Linked DNA regions of Homo sapiens: region 1 is linked to region 2. Evidence: chromatin contacts called from ENCODE Hi-C or POLR2A ChIA-PET data. All regions are on one chromosome and are shown on one strand. The core of a region is the stretch at or near the end of the contact, and the rest is flanking DNA. Distances in the headings are between cores, read along the strand shown.

Evidence for each region. Hi-C counts contacts between places; a loop is a spot of excess contacts on that map. ChIA-PET counts read pairs that join two places held with the same protein, here RNA polymerase II (POLR2A). Pooled maps may share reads with other maps.
Region 1: a loop to region 2 is called in a map with no recorded cell type, with 6 times the contacts of the local background. The contact joins two enhancer-like sites. A Hi-C loop is called at or near these places in 1 of 168 maps with a recorded cell type or tissue (IMR-90), 5 of 37 single-sample maps with no recorded cell type and 12 of 50 pooled maps. POLR2A ChIA-PET finds 5 or more read pairs at or near these places in 8 of 52 experiments (A549, A673, AG04449 and 5 more).

What each region holds. Positions count from the first base shown.
Region 1 is chr5:68,328,786-68,335,286 of GRCh38, reverse strand. No RefSeq gene overlaps it. Among named protein-coding and RNA genes, the nearest start is that of PIK3R1, 120 kb to the right of the region's middle. Within about 2 kb of position 4,551, at least 2 of the 41 ENCODE cell types and tissues checked have a DNase peak (open chromatin) inside an H3K27ac peak, as active enhancers do.
Region 2 is chr5:68,365,567-68,372,453 of GRCh38, reverse strand. No RefSeq gene overlaps it. Among named protein-coding and RNA genes, the nearest start is that of PIK3R1, 150 kb to the right of the region's middle. Within about 2 kb of position 2,798, at least 4 of the 41 ENCODE cell types and tissues checked have a DNase peak (open chromatin) inside an H3K27ac peak, as active enhancers do.

The DNA.
Region 1 (6,501 bases), core at 3,302-5,801, 39 kb after region 2:
TAATCATAGCCTTTTCTGCTGACTCATGTGACAATCTAGAATTATCTTTTTTCTTCTCAGGGACTCCTTCCCATGGAAAGCAAGACTTCTGCATATCAGAGTGGGGTCCTCAACACATTTGGTTGCCCCAGAGGCTATAATTCTTCTATATTCTATATGAGTGTTCCCCTATTGAAGTATAATTACATTCCTCTTTTCCATTTCCTGAGAGGGAAGAGTGTGTTAACAGTCAGCAGCAGGGACTTGAAACTGCTCGTTTTATTTTAATCACCAAATCACTCAAGGGAAAATTCACCAGTAATCAAAAATAAAACAAAGGGAAAATGAATATTGATTATCTTGACCTGCAAGTAAAAACAATAAAGAGGCTGGATGTGGTGGCTCACGCCTGTAATCTGAGCACTTTGGGAGGCCAAGGCAGGAGGATTTCTTGAGCTCAGGAGTTGGAGGCCAGCCTGGGCAACATAGTGAGACCTCATCTCTACCAAAAAAAAAAAAACAAAAAAATTTTAAAAATTAGTGGGTGTGGTGGCATGTGCCTGTGGTCCCAGCTACTCAGGAGGCTGAGGTCAGCAGGGGATTGCTTGAGCCGGGGAGATGGAGGCTACAGTGAGTCATGATCACACCACTGCCCTCCAGAGTGGGTGACAGGGCAAGACCCCATCTCTAAAAAAAGAAAAGAAAACAATACAGAGAAACTGGCGCTGCCCTTATTCCACTATAAAACTCTCTCTAGGCATTGATTTGCCTTTAGGCATTTTCCAACCATTAGTTTGGGCCTTTGGGAAAAAGATCAAAGGTTTTGAGGTTTCCCCAAGAAGGGATGATGAATGTTCATTGACTCATCCACAGTGTCTCTCTTGTTCCCTGTCTGAACCCAAAAGGAGGCATATAGGAGACCACTTCTTGGAAAGAGGTTAGAGTCTGTGGTGGGAGAATTACAAGATAAAAGGTCCACGGAGGGGTCAAACCACCAAAGTTGACCTCAGCTCCTTATTTTAACCAACTGTGCCAAATTCTGACCAGCTCCCTGGTCAGTGGGGGGCTGACCTCCACTCCCCACACATCCTAACACATGTTTCCTCAGAGTGCCCTGAATTGAACAAACAGAACCTCCAAACTTAGAAATGGCCAGTAGCCTGTAGGCGGCAGACTCATGCCCTTCTTCAACTTTGACCACAACTGTGAGTCAGTGGATAAAACTGAGTCTTTGCCAAGTATCCCTCAAATACTAACTCAGGAATTCAGCAAGATCTCTAAGATGGATGGCACAGAATATTAGGTTCAGGTTTCCAAAAAACCCATTATTACCTGATTGCTTTTGTTTAGCAAGGGAACATATATACATATTCCTGTGTGAATATGTATTGTTGACCTGGAAATTGTAATTAGAAGATTTCCAATCTCACTTTCTTAGTCATGCTAACCTCTGGTGAAGAGTCTTCAGCTTTGCCCATGCAACTGATCAAAGCTGGAATACCTTAACACTCATTTCAAAAGAATTCAGTTCTTCCTTTTAAGTACTGCTAACTTGGGCTCATGTCTAACTTGGATGAAAAGAGTAGGATGCTATTGACAGTATTTCCTTAAATTATATTTCTCATTATTCCTGATAATTATGATATTAACAATATATTTATTAGTTGACAAGATGCGATGGTCCCTATGTACTTTTACTTAGAGAATTATAGAATTTTATGTGAAGAAATTCTCTAGCCTACATGCTCCAGTTTTCTTGGCAACATTCTCCACTACTGTCTTTCACCCTTGAATGCTGCTCTTCCAGAGGCCATCTGTAGCAGGTATTGCTAGTGCCCCAGCACATCACCTCAGCGCACCTTGGATTTCAGTCACAGCCGAGACCAGACTCACTTTGAGCTGATAATGTCTCACATCAGCTGCTGGGTGCCCCAACTATGTCTACATCAGCCTAAGACCTTCTCCCAAACTGCTTACTATGCAAGTGTAGCCCTCAAGTAAACCGTCCATCTGTGGGCTTTGAGGCAGTGTGGCAGTCTACCTCCCCTAAGGGGGTTGATTCCAGGAGGCTTCCTGCAAGATTCTCAGAGGTCTCTGGATAATGCATGCTTACCTGGCTTCTCTTTTTTTCCTGTCTTATTCCCCCTGTCCCCTCTTTTTCATTACTTGGGGTCACCTCCCAAATAAGTAGGTTGCATTCAAGCCCTTACCTCAGCCTCTAACTTTGAGGGAACCCAAACTAAAATACAATCTATTCCACTGTGGTCAGTAAGCATGTGGACTTTGGACATATACTTCCTGACACTAGCTCTGTGGCCCTGGGAAAGTTTCTTAAACCTCTCTGTGCCTTGGTTTTTTTCATCTCTAAAATGGGGATAATAATAGTATCTACATTAATATAGAAGCCATTGTTTCAGAACTTTTCCTTATGGTGAGGTGAAATCTGTCCTCCTGTAAATTTCATCCTTTGGACAGAAATGGCCAACAGCTTCAGGTCACAGCAGCTCAGCTGGTTGAGATGAGGAAATGAGTTACCATTTACTGGGGTTTCCTGAATCACTTGGTAAGTCATTTCCTCTGGGCCTGGCTTTGGCTTAGTACTAAGACCATCGGAAACAAGAAATTCTTCTCTTAGAGCTTTAGTGCAAAGAACAGTGATGGGGCAAATAGATTATTTTAATAACACCTCTACATGAATGGCAGTTAACTGTTATAAAAATACTAATAAATATGCTATTGAATGCAATAATTTTCACCTTTTCAATTCTTTTCTTTTTAGATGCAGCATTATAAATATCATCAGAATATAAAATCTAACCTCCTGACAACCTGAGTTTATTACGGTAAATGTTCTATTGATAACATCTGCTTCCCTTTGATACAGAGCCTAACACTATGTTTAGATTTAATTTGCAAGTATAGAAAGTAAGTTTCAAGGAAGTGATGAAAATCAGAGACTGAGAGGCCACAATGGGTATTTGTTCAGGTCACTGAGTGGCAGATGATGTGCGTGAGAAGGAATACAGGGAAAATATATGAAATTGAAATTTTAGGCTCCTATGAGCCCTTCCCATACTTACCCAACCCTCACTTTGTCAAGCCTCTTTACTGCAAGTATGGTCCATGGGCCAGCAGTGTCAACAACACCGTGGAGCTCAATTACCATTCTATAATTTATACTTTTAATATTTATCCGTAGCAAGAAATAGGGCTCTAGCACATTTGTTTTCTCATTTTTATTATGGTGTAAGATACATAAAGTTTATCATTTTAATCATTTTAAGTGTACATTTCAGCGGCATTATAGGCATTCACATTATGTAATCATCACCACTATCTACTTTGAGAACTTTCACTTCCCCTAAACAGAAACCCTGTATCCACTAAAAAGTAACTCCCTATTACTCCATTTCTCTAGCCCCTGGTAACCTCTATTTTACTTTCCGTCTTAGCTTATTCGTTCTTAATTGCTATACTGCATGTCTTCAATAAATACTACACATATTATCTATTCCTCTATTGGGCTAAGATACTATATTTGTTTTCCATTACTGCCAGAACAAATTATCACAACCTTAGTGGCTTAAACAGCACACATTTATTATGTTGCAGCTCTGTAGTTCCAAAGTCCAATATAGGTCTCACTAGGCTAAAATCAAGGTATTGGCAGGGCTACATTTCTTTCTGGAGGTGCTAGGAAAAAATCCTTTTTATTTTGTCTTTTCCAACTTCTAGAGATTGTTCTCATTCCTCGTCCTATGCTCCCCTTCCTCCATCTTCAAAGGCAACAGCATGACAGCTCCCTGACTCTACTTCCATCATCAGATCTTTTTCTCTGACCCTCCCCTTTTGCTTTCCTTGTTCACTTTTAAGTTGGACAATTGTGGTTACATTGGGCTGACTCAGATGATCTTCCTCTTTTAAGGTCAGCTGATTTGGTAAGCTTCATTCCCCCAGCAGCTGTATCTCCTCTTTGTCATGTAACATAACACATTCACAGGTTCTGGGGATAAGAATATGAACTTCTTTGGGGAAGCCATTATTTTGCCTGTCACAGTTACTAAAACAATATTGCAGTTGATATCCATATATATACATCTTTCTATTGGTGCTCTCATGTGAGAGCTCTCTGGGCAATACATCTACAGTAGAATTTTATTTTCCTCCTTTACTCTTTGAGGTCTTTTTGGAGTCAGATTTGTCTTTATTTTGGATACAACGCTTGCTGAGACTGACCCTAAGGGAGCCCAGCTTTGTTCAGGTTGCATATGGAGGAGTTGGCCTCTGCCTGCAAGGCCTGGCCCTTGTATGTACTCCCTCACAAGTTCATAGTTTGAAAGCTTTAAGATCTATAGTGATAACTAAGAGAAAGGCGAGAAAGTACTGCAAAAGTCCAGGGAGGAGTTAGAAGCAATGATGTCTAGGCTACATGCCAAAAGAAGAGCTGTCTCTGGGATAAGGGAAATTAGAACCATCACTAGAGGGAGGAGAGTTGGCTGGAGGGCAAGGAGGTGGCCCTGACAGCTGGCTCAAAATAAGCCTGGAGGTGTTCAAGCCCAGGATATGTGTCACATGTGTGTGTGTGTGTGTGTGTATGTGTGTGTATAAGTCATGTACAATAGACCAGGTGCAGCCAGAATGCTTTCCCTTTGGAACTGATGTTATAACAAAGATGCTGCTTTTGATGAAAATATTTCTGGAATTATATTAAAACCAAAAGCACATTCTTTTGACTATCATCAGAGCAGAGAAATCACCTTTTGAGAAAAGTTTTATTTTGAAGATAACCAAAGGTAATTACAAGTCAAGTCTCATAAAAGAAGCTACCAACTGAATCACAACATTTCTGGTCAAAAAAGGAAGAAAACTGATTTTCTTACATGACTGTAGAGCAAAGTGTCCACCCATCCTTGCCACCCAGTCTGGGTTTTTTATGATTATCTCAATGTAATTTATTATAACACCCACTGTTTTTCTCAAAATGCCCCAATGTGCTTGATACATTATTATACACTATCCTGATGGCAATTTTGAAAAAGAGGTAACAAATATATAAGCAATGATAAGATTTTGGGATTAGTGCTCAAGTTGATAATGTGACTGCTTTTAAGAACACATTGATATAAATGTACAAGTTCTGGTATGTTTGCTTTCAAAAATACGCAAATAAACCACCCTCTATACTTTCCTTGGCTTTACTATAAATTCATGAACACACAGCAGGCAATAGAGTTGTGATATGACCATGACTGGCAGCAAACCACTCTCCTTCCCTTTTACACACTGTCAGAATGAGTTTTTATGAATTTCCTCCTGCATATTGTCCTTGATATTATTTACTGTAACTAGGATTTATCTCAATAATAATGCGAGGAGAAAATGAAGGAGCTTGTGTAGTATAACATATTCTGGGTCCTATAGTCCCACAGGAATGGCCTTGACTAGGGGCATGGTTTTCTTCTGGGGGCCAGTATAAAATCAGAAGTTGTGGGTTGAACCATGACACTGTAATGAGAAAGTTGTGAGGAGAAAGCGTGAGAACTATTGCTGTAATGTGGGCAGATTATTCTTGCGCAATGCCAAGCACTTAATTCCATGCACACGCTATCTTCCTTCTCATATTGAGGAAAGATATACTGGCATCATTTATAAATATGATCTCAGTCATTATCATAATACACTTTCCCAAAAGCCAGAGAGGGCAAAAATACTTCGTGGGGACTTGTCAATATTGATATAACATCATAAAATTGTATTAGAAACATGAAGACATAATAATGACACTTCGGACTATTTTAAGCTAAAGAATGTAAATAGACAATGTTTCAAATAGAAACCCTTCTGATATCAAAAATAATAACTTTGCAATAGGCTGTATATCTGAGGGTTCTGTCAACAAAGAATATCAGAATAGAATCACAAACCATAGTGATAAAACACAGAATCAAAATTAAACAGTTTCAACTGTTTTTATTGAACTCTTTCCTCCCAAGGAGGTCAACATAATAAAGATGTTTGATTATCTTCCCAAGCTGGGCTCTATTTGAGAAGGTAGTATAGGCAAGACTGGGTCAAAAGAGGGGTGGGGAAATCAACAATTGATAAACAAAGGTTTCCTTTTTTAATTTAACTTTTATTTTTAGTTCAGGGATACATGTGCAGGTTTGTTATACAGGTAAACTAATGCCATGGGGGTTTGTTGTACAGATTATTTCATCACCCAGGTGTTAAGCCTAGTACCCATCAGTTATTTTTCCTAATCCCCTCCCTCCTCCTACCCTCCGCCCTCTGAAAGGTCCCAATGTGTGTTGTTCCCCTCTATGTACCCATGTGTTCTCATCATTTAGCTCCCGCTCATAAGTGAGAACATGTGGTATTTGGTTTTCTGTTCTCGCATTAGTTTGCTAAGAATGATGGCCTCCAGCTCCACCCATATTCCTACAAAAGACATGATCTCATTCATTTTTGATGGCTGCAGAGTATTCCATGGTGCATATGTACCATATTTTCTTTATCAAATCT
Region 2 (6,887 bases), core at 1,549-4,048:
CCAGGGTTACATGGCTACTAGGTAGTGGGGCTGAGACTAGCTTTGAGCCAAAGCCTGATCTGAAAATAGGAAGAGGAACAAGGAGAAAGAAAAAAGAGAAAGAGAAAGTTGAGAAGAAATTTTCCTACTATGGAGAAAATGAACATTCTTTTGCAATAAATGCATGGCTTATTATGAGTCAATCAAAAAAGGAAGAATGTGTGCACTGACAATTTGTCTTTGCTAACCATTTCCTTCATTCTCCCATTTAACCTGTAAATAGTTTGCATAAATCATAGTTCACCAAATTACATTGGCCTCACTCACAACACTGGTCTTTTTGGCGTTGTAGAACACACCAGGGTGTTGATATCGACTTCATAACAAAGCAGGGATGCAATATGAAGGTACTAATATGTGCACAAACACACATGCAGTGTACCAAAACACCACACCAAGATGCACACTAAGCAAGTAGGTTAGTTCCACAGAGTCTTTGTGGAGAGGATTTAGATGAAGAGGTGAAGGGGATGGGGGGCAAGTCGGGATGAATGTCAAGAAGACTTTTTCTAACAGAAGGAACAATGAATCATCTAACAACGAGACTCTGCAGATGCTGGAAGACCCCTTGACCCCATATTTAAAGCTATTTAGTGTGTATTCTCATTGAGGACTCTCCCTTTTGCTTATCTAGAAGGCATATGCAAGGAGGGGATAAAAGAAAGAAAGGGCAGAAGCTCTTCAGCAGTGCTCTTGCAATGATATTGCCTATAGCTCCTCCATCTCCTACTCAAGTGGATTCACAGAATTTTAAAGGAATATCTGAGATCACCTGGTGCAATTCTCCATACATAGATTAGAAAACTGAGCTTCAGGACAACCAAATAACAATGAGAGTCGCACAGCTGATTTCAGCAGTTGAAACTAACATGAAGCATCCGTTCTAAAGTCCAATCCAATCAGCAGGCAGAAGTCACATGAAATTTATGCTTACATCCCCTTAAGAGGGCTCCATGCTGGAGACTGACACATGCTTTCTGAAAAATCCTGCACAAACAGCTTTTCTTCCAGTACTGGAACCAATGGCTCTTTCCTCAGTGCATTTCAGGGACCAGGTTAAATAAAAAATACATGTCTTTAAATGTGAAAAGCACATTTGCTATAGGAAGATGCTCGCCCTGTCAGAGGCACTTGGGAACTGAAACTGAGGCAGGACTGGTGGATACACATCCCCACCTCATACTCATGTTAGGACCTACACCCTCCCTGAGCAGAAAGCCACATGCTAGGGATTTTTAGTCTTTGTGAGATACAGTGTATACAGAGCCCCCAGGATCAGGAAAAGCATAACAATTTGCCTATTTCAAACTTGCTGCTGTGGGTTCTAAAAGATTGTGTGAGTGGGTCAGTTTCTAACCTGGTTTTACGAGGCCTCAACTGAAGGATGAGCTGTCTTGGAAACTGTCAGGTCTGACTTGTCAGAAAGGTGGGCCAGACTGAGATGTCTTTGAGCGTCCCAGGTACAAAATTCTCTGGCAATTCAGCATAACCTCCAGGTCTGCTATTTCCTCTTGCATTGATCAGATTACATGGGCAAATGTGCCATTTTTGAAAGGCCCCAAACCCTGAATTGTCCTATAAAGTATCCCATTCTAAAAGATGTCTAACATTATGAGATTCTCAGCCTTTTGGCATTTGTTGGGGAAAGATATCTCATGTTTCTCTAGCTTTTAATTCGTTTGCCTCCCCTCCCCCCAGGTAAAGAAGGCCTAATTCATCCTGATGGCAGAGCTCCTTCCTCCTTCCCAGGGCATAACTCAAGGGTTTCTAAAATGGCATTTCTAAGGCGAAGAGGAATCTCCCTCCAGGGACATTAATGTCATCACAGATGCTGTGGCAGTAGTAGAGATAGGTAGGGGTCAGCCTTGGAGGGTCAGCAAAAAGGAAATTTAATGAGATCCTACTGGAAATCAAGGGTCATGATATCATCAGTGCTAAGGGCATGACATAGCTGAAGCAAGCTCTCAAATGGAGCAGGGTTCCCAGACACAGGGACAGACTTCTCTGGCAGAAACAGATATCAGCTGGCAATCAAGCAAGAGAAATGCTGCTGGGTAGGTGAGTTCATTCTATGCTTGGACCTCACATTATGGTGCAATTACTCTGCAAGATTATTACCTTGTCCATTAACGGTGTCCGTATGTGAGGACAGCTGCCTCTTTCTCCACTGAGGACCAATGGAAAGATGAGCCTTGACCAGCTCTGGAGGCAAAGGGGGTTCAGAAGCTCAGAGAGTCCGCTCAGCCCTGACTGATATCAGAAGTTATGAACTCCTCCTTTAAAAAGAAGGGAGCCCTAAATGAAAAATGGTGTAGCCACTTTGGAAACATTGTGGGGGCTCCTCAAAGAATTCAAAGAGAAGTATGTGATCCAGCGATCCCACATTTTATACACCCAGAAGAATTAAAAGCAGGATCTTGAGAAGACATCTGCACTCCCATGTTCCCATGTTCACAGCAGCATTATGTACAGTAGACAAGAGGCAAAAGGCACTCATTCATCAACAGATGAATGGATAAACCAAATGCAGAATGTGCATACAATGGAATATTATCAAGCTTTAAAAAGGAAGGAAATTCTGACAAATGTTACAACACGGATAAGCCTTGAAAACATTACGCTAAATGAAAGAAGCCAGTCGCCAAAAGACAAATACTGTATGAGTCTACTTATACGAGGTACCTAGAATAGTCCAATTCGTAGAAACAGAAAGTAGAATGGTGGTTGACAGGGACTGGGGGGAGGGGAAAGTGGGGAGTTGTTTAACGTATATGTAGTTTCAGTTTTGAAAAATAAAAAAGTTCTAAAAATGGGATGTTCTAAAAATGGGATGTTCAACAATGTGATTGTCTTTAACAGTACTGAACTGTACACTTAAAAATAGGGAAGACAGTACCTTTTGCTATGTGTGTGTCTTTTTTACCATAATCAGACATTTAAAAAATTACAAAAAATTGATTTTTTAAAGATAGGAGACCTTAACAGTGATAAAACAAACAAACAACAGCAATAAACCCTTGTCTTAACAACTTTATGAGGTCAGCTTTCCTTTCATTTTCCTGGTAGAGAAGACTTTTAGGAACATCAGCACAGGAGAAGGATTCCTTGGAGGGCCTGCTCTAAAGGCTGGTGAGTCTATTTAGTCAGGTTATTCTGGAAGCCAGCCAACATACAAAAAATACAACAGTTAAGATATAAATGCTCTGTTATGCTTCTCTCTCTCAAAAAAAAAAAAAAAAAAAAAAAGAATGAATGACTAAATAAATAAAAGGTGATTCAAAATTCTCTGGCCTGTTTCCAGGATCAAGCCTGGGGAGCCGCATTAGAGTGCCCACCCTGAGTGGTACTCCACACCTACACACTTCTCTGTTCTGCTGGTGCTGCCCAGGAGACCTGGGAAACTTGGCATGTGAATGGACAGTGATGGATAAATGAATCAATCTTTCTATTTTGCTTTGAAAGTACACCTCCAGCTTCCTCCTCTCTAGGGTGCCAGCCCTGCCCCCTCAGGCTGTGTTAGACCCTGCTATGTGCACCTATATTGTTCTCTGCATCTGCATACTCGTATCTCAGCATTTCTTGTGTTATAGTGTAATGACTTGGTACATCTCTCTCACCCACAGGTCTGTGAGATCCTTAAGAGCAAAGGGTTTCTGACCACTGCCATAATGCCTAGAATATGGCTGACAATAAGTAAACATCATATAATGACATCAGTGACTGGTTTTGCATTCTCAAGATGGGAATGCCCTTTTTGGACAACTAGATATGCACATGGAATAGTCCAGGTCATTTTCTGGCTCCGGTGGTGTGCTCGTGCTCAGAGCTTCTTCGAGTTCTACCTTCACCTTCCATGACTTGCCTCCTTTCTCCAATTATTCATCCCTTCCCTAAGTATGTGCCTGTGGTTTCTGTTTGATTTGTTTGGGTTTTACATGTCCTTATTAGTCATGTGTGGGTGTCCCTGTGCTGCTATTATCTTCTGAACTTCTCAAGGACAAAGTATCCAACACATTCTTTGTGTCTTCCCAGAGCACCCATCCACACACTGAGACAGCAAGTTTAAAAGCAGTTACTGTTTGAAGAATATCCAACACGAACTGCTGGGCTGACACCTCTACCTGCACGTGTTGCCAGGACCTCAGAAAGTGAACAAGTCATCTTTTCTCCGTCAACCAGCTCATTTTTCTGAATTCCTTGAGGGGTGGTGGTTTATGTTTTTGCTTTTCCAGAAAGGGTACTTTTCTTAATGGCACATATTCTCCTACATCCTAAGACTTGAATGAAGCCTTGCTATGATCTTTGAGCTTGACTTTCTTCAAACTTGCCCTATCTTGTCCCCACAGAAAATTTAGGCACTGACTTCTACTGATTATTTCCACAGAATTTTCTCCCTTTTCACCTCTCCCAATTGTCATCACCCCGTAGCAGCTGACACCTAGACCAGGGGCTTTGCATGCCAGTTTCTATCTGTCAGAGTGGCTGTCTAGGCAGAATAGAGTTTTGAAAAGACTCTGATGCCTTGTCTCGGATCAGCAGGAGAGAATATTTTAATCAATCAGAGGTGTCTGTCATGGGTATAGGAGAAAGTAGCTGTGGTCCAAATGCTGAGATTCTGTCATCTCTGGCCAAGATAAATGCAACAGTCTTGTTTTTTCCCTGACTCTTCTTTCGATGCGTTCTATACAATGACCCAAATTTGACACTTTTAATATAGCATTATGACATCTTGCCTCCTAAATAATAAGTGATACCTGGTTGCCTGCACCAGCATCTGTCAAGCTTCATCTTTCTTGCTACTCACGGCAAAATTCTCCAATGTCTTCCACATTTAGGCTCATTCATGCCTGGGAGCTGAGCTAGTCTAGACTAGGGTAGGAAGCATATCAGCTGCCTCAGCCCCTCCAGATGTGGGGCCTGGAGTTTATCTTGGCTGCCCACAGACTTGGTATCTGTTGTGCCTCGCATAAGCCCTGGGTGCCAACTTAGCCTCCAGGTCACACCACTTGTAATCTTTTTCTCATTTCCCCCTTCCTCATACCCTCAGACATACTGACCCATGGACAGGTCTGAGCTGCTGCCACAGATTACCTGTCTGCTCTTACATTCATGCTTTGAAAATCACCTATTTATTGGGGCTCCCAGGATTTTAAGAACTGGCAGACTCCTTATTCCTGGCCCAGGATGGGTTCTGGCCATATATGAGCGCATTGCCCATAATGATGTTGAAGATTATGTGAATCTTCTACTACTGGGCCACATCCATTAAACTAATCTCCTTCATACTTCTAGCATAGCCTGGTCTCTGCATGAAACTGCCATGCCACATGCTCTGGACACTGTGTGTAGGACCACTCAGCTCTGCCTAGAGAAACCAACTATTTCCCTACTCCCCTGGCTCAGATTCCTTCCTTTCCCCAGCAGACCCAGCATATCCTGTGCTTGAGCTGACAATTGTAAATGTATCATTTACTGAGCACTTGCTATGTGCCAGACCCTTGAATAAGTGCTTTGTATGCAGCACCCCACTCCACCTTCACCAGGACCCTATGAAGCAGGTACTTATTATGCTCATTTACACAGGAGGAAATCAAGGATTTGGAGAGGTTAAACAATTTGCTTTGAGGTCATATACATAGCAAGAAGAGATGGGATTTGAACTTATACTCACTGAATCTAGATCTTATGCCTTTAATCACTATATTATTAGAGATTGCAAATTAATAGCCCCTGGTAAAATGTTGGCCACAGTTACATTTGGCCACCAAAATATTTTTTTTTATTTTTTATTTTTTTGAGACGGAGTCTCGCTCTGTTGTCCAGGCTGGAGTGCAGTGGCACGATCTGGGCTCAACACAGCCTCCGCCTCCCAGGTTCAAGCGATTCTCCTGCCTCAGCCTCCCAAGTAACTGGTACTACAGGTGTGCGCCACCATGCCTGGCTAACTTTTGTATTTTTAGTAGAGACAGAGTTTCACTATGTTGGGTAGGCTGGTTTGGAACTCCTGACCTCATGATCCACCCACCTCGGGCTCCCAAAGTGCTGGGATTACAGGTGCGAGCCACCACGCCCAGCCCAGAATATTTTTAAAGATGGCCAATACTTAAAAATTAGAAGATGTAACATAAAAATTCAGATGTGTGACTTTTCCTTACAATATTGGAAGGTCCAACAACATAGTTTCCATATCCTGCGAGATAAAAATCAACTTAGCTAAGAAATGTCTGCCAGCCCTTTGCATGGGCCATGAGCACACCAGTTTGCCTCTTTCACTATTCCTTACTGCAGTAGTTCTCAGATGCTACTGTTGACTGGAACCATCTAGAGATTGCTGGACCCCAGCCAAGAGTTTCTGATTTAGTAAGTTTTGGTAGGGCATGAGAATTTGTCTTTTCACAGTCCAACTGTTAGTTGCCATTTCTCATCACATTAATGCTGTTTCTACTTTTACAGTTAGTCCACTCACCCACCCACTTCTTTTATCCTCATGCTCCATGTGAGTTTGCAACCCAGGCACTATATTATAGTAACACCAAGGAACTCAAGGCCCTCCCATCTCTTCCTAAATTCCCACTAATCTCTGACATGAATCTTAAGGCTAATCTGGATTTCTTATTGCTCTGACTTCTTCTTTCAACTCTTTTAAAAATACAATGCAACTTCTTAATTCAATTTCATGAAGTCTGTAGCAGACATAAAAAACACTAACGCAGGTTCTTCCCCTGAGCTGGAAGGGACCAACAGAAAAGAGACATCTCACATATGTGAAAGATAAGCGTTTGTGCTAACCTAATCCTCCAGCATTTAAAAGCCATAGTATTCACACAGAGGCAACCATTTTATCTATT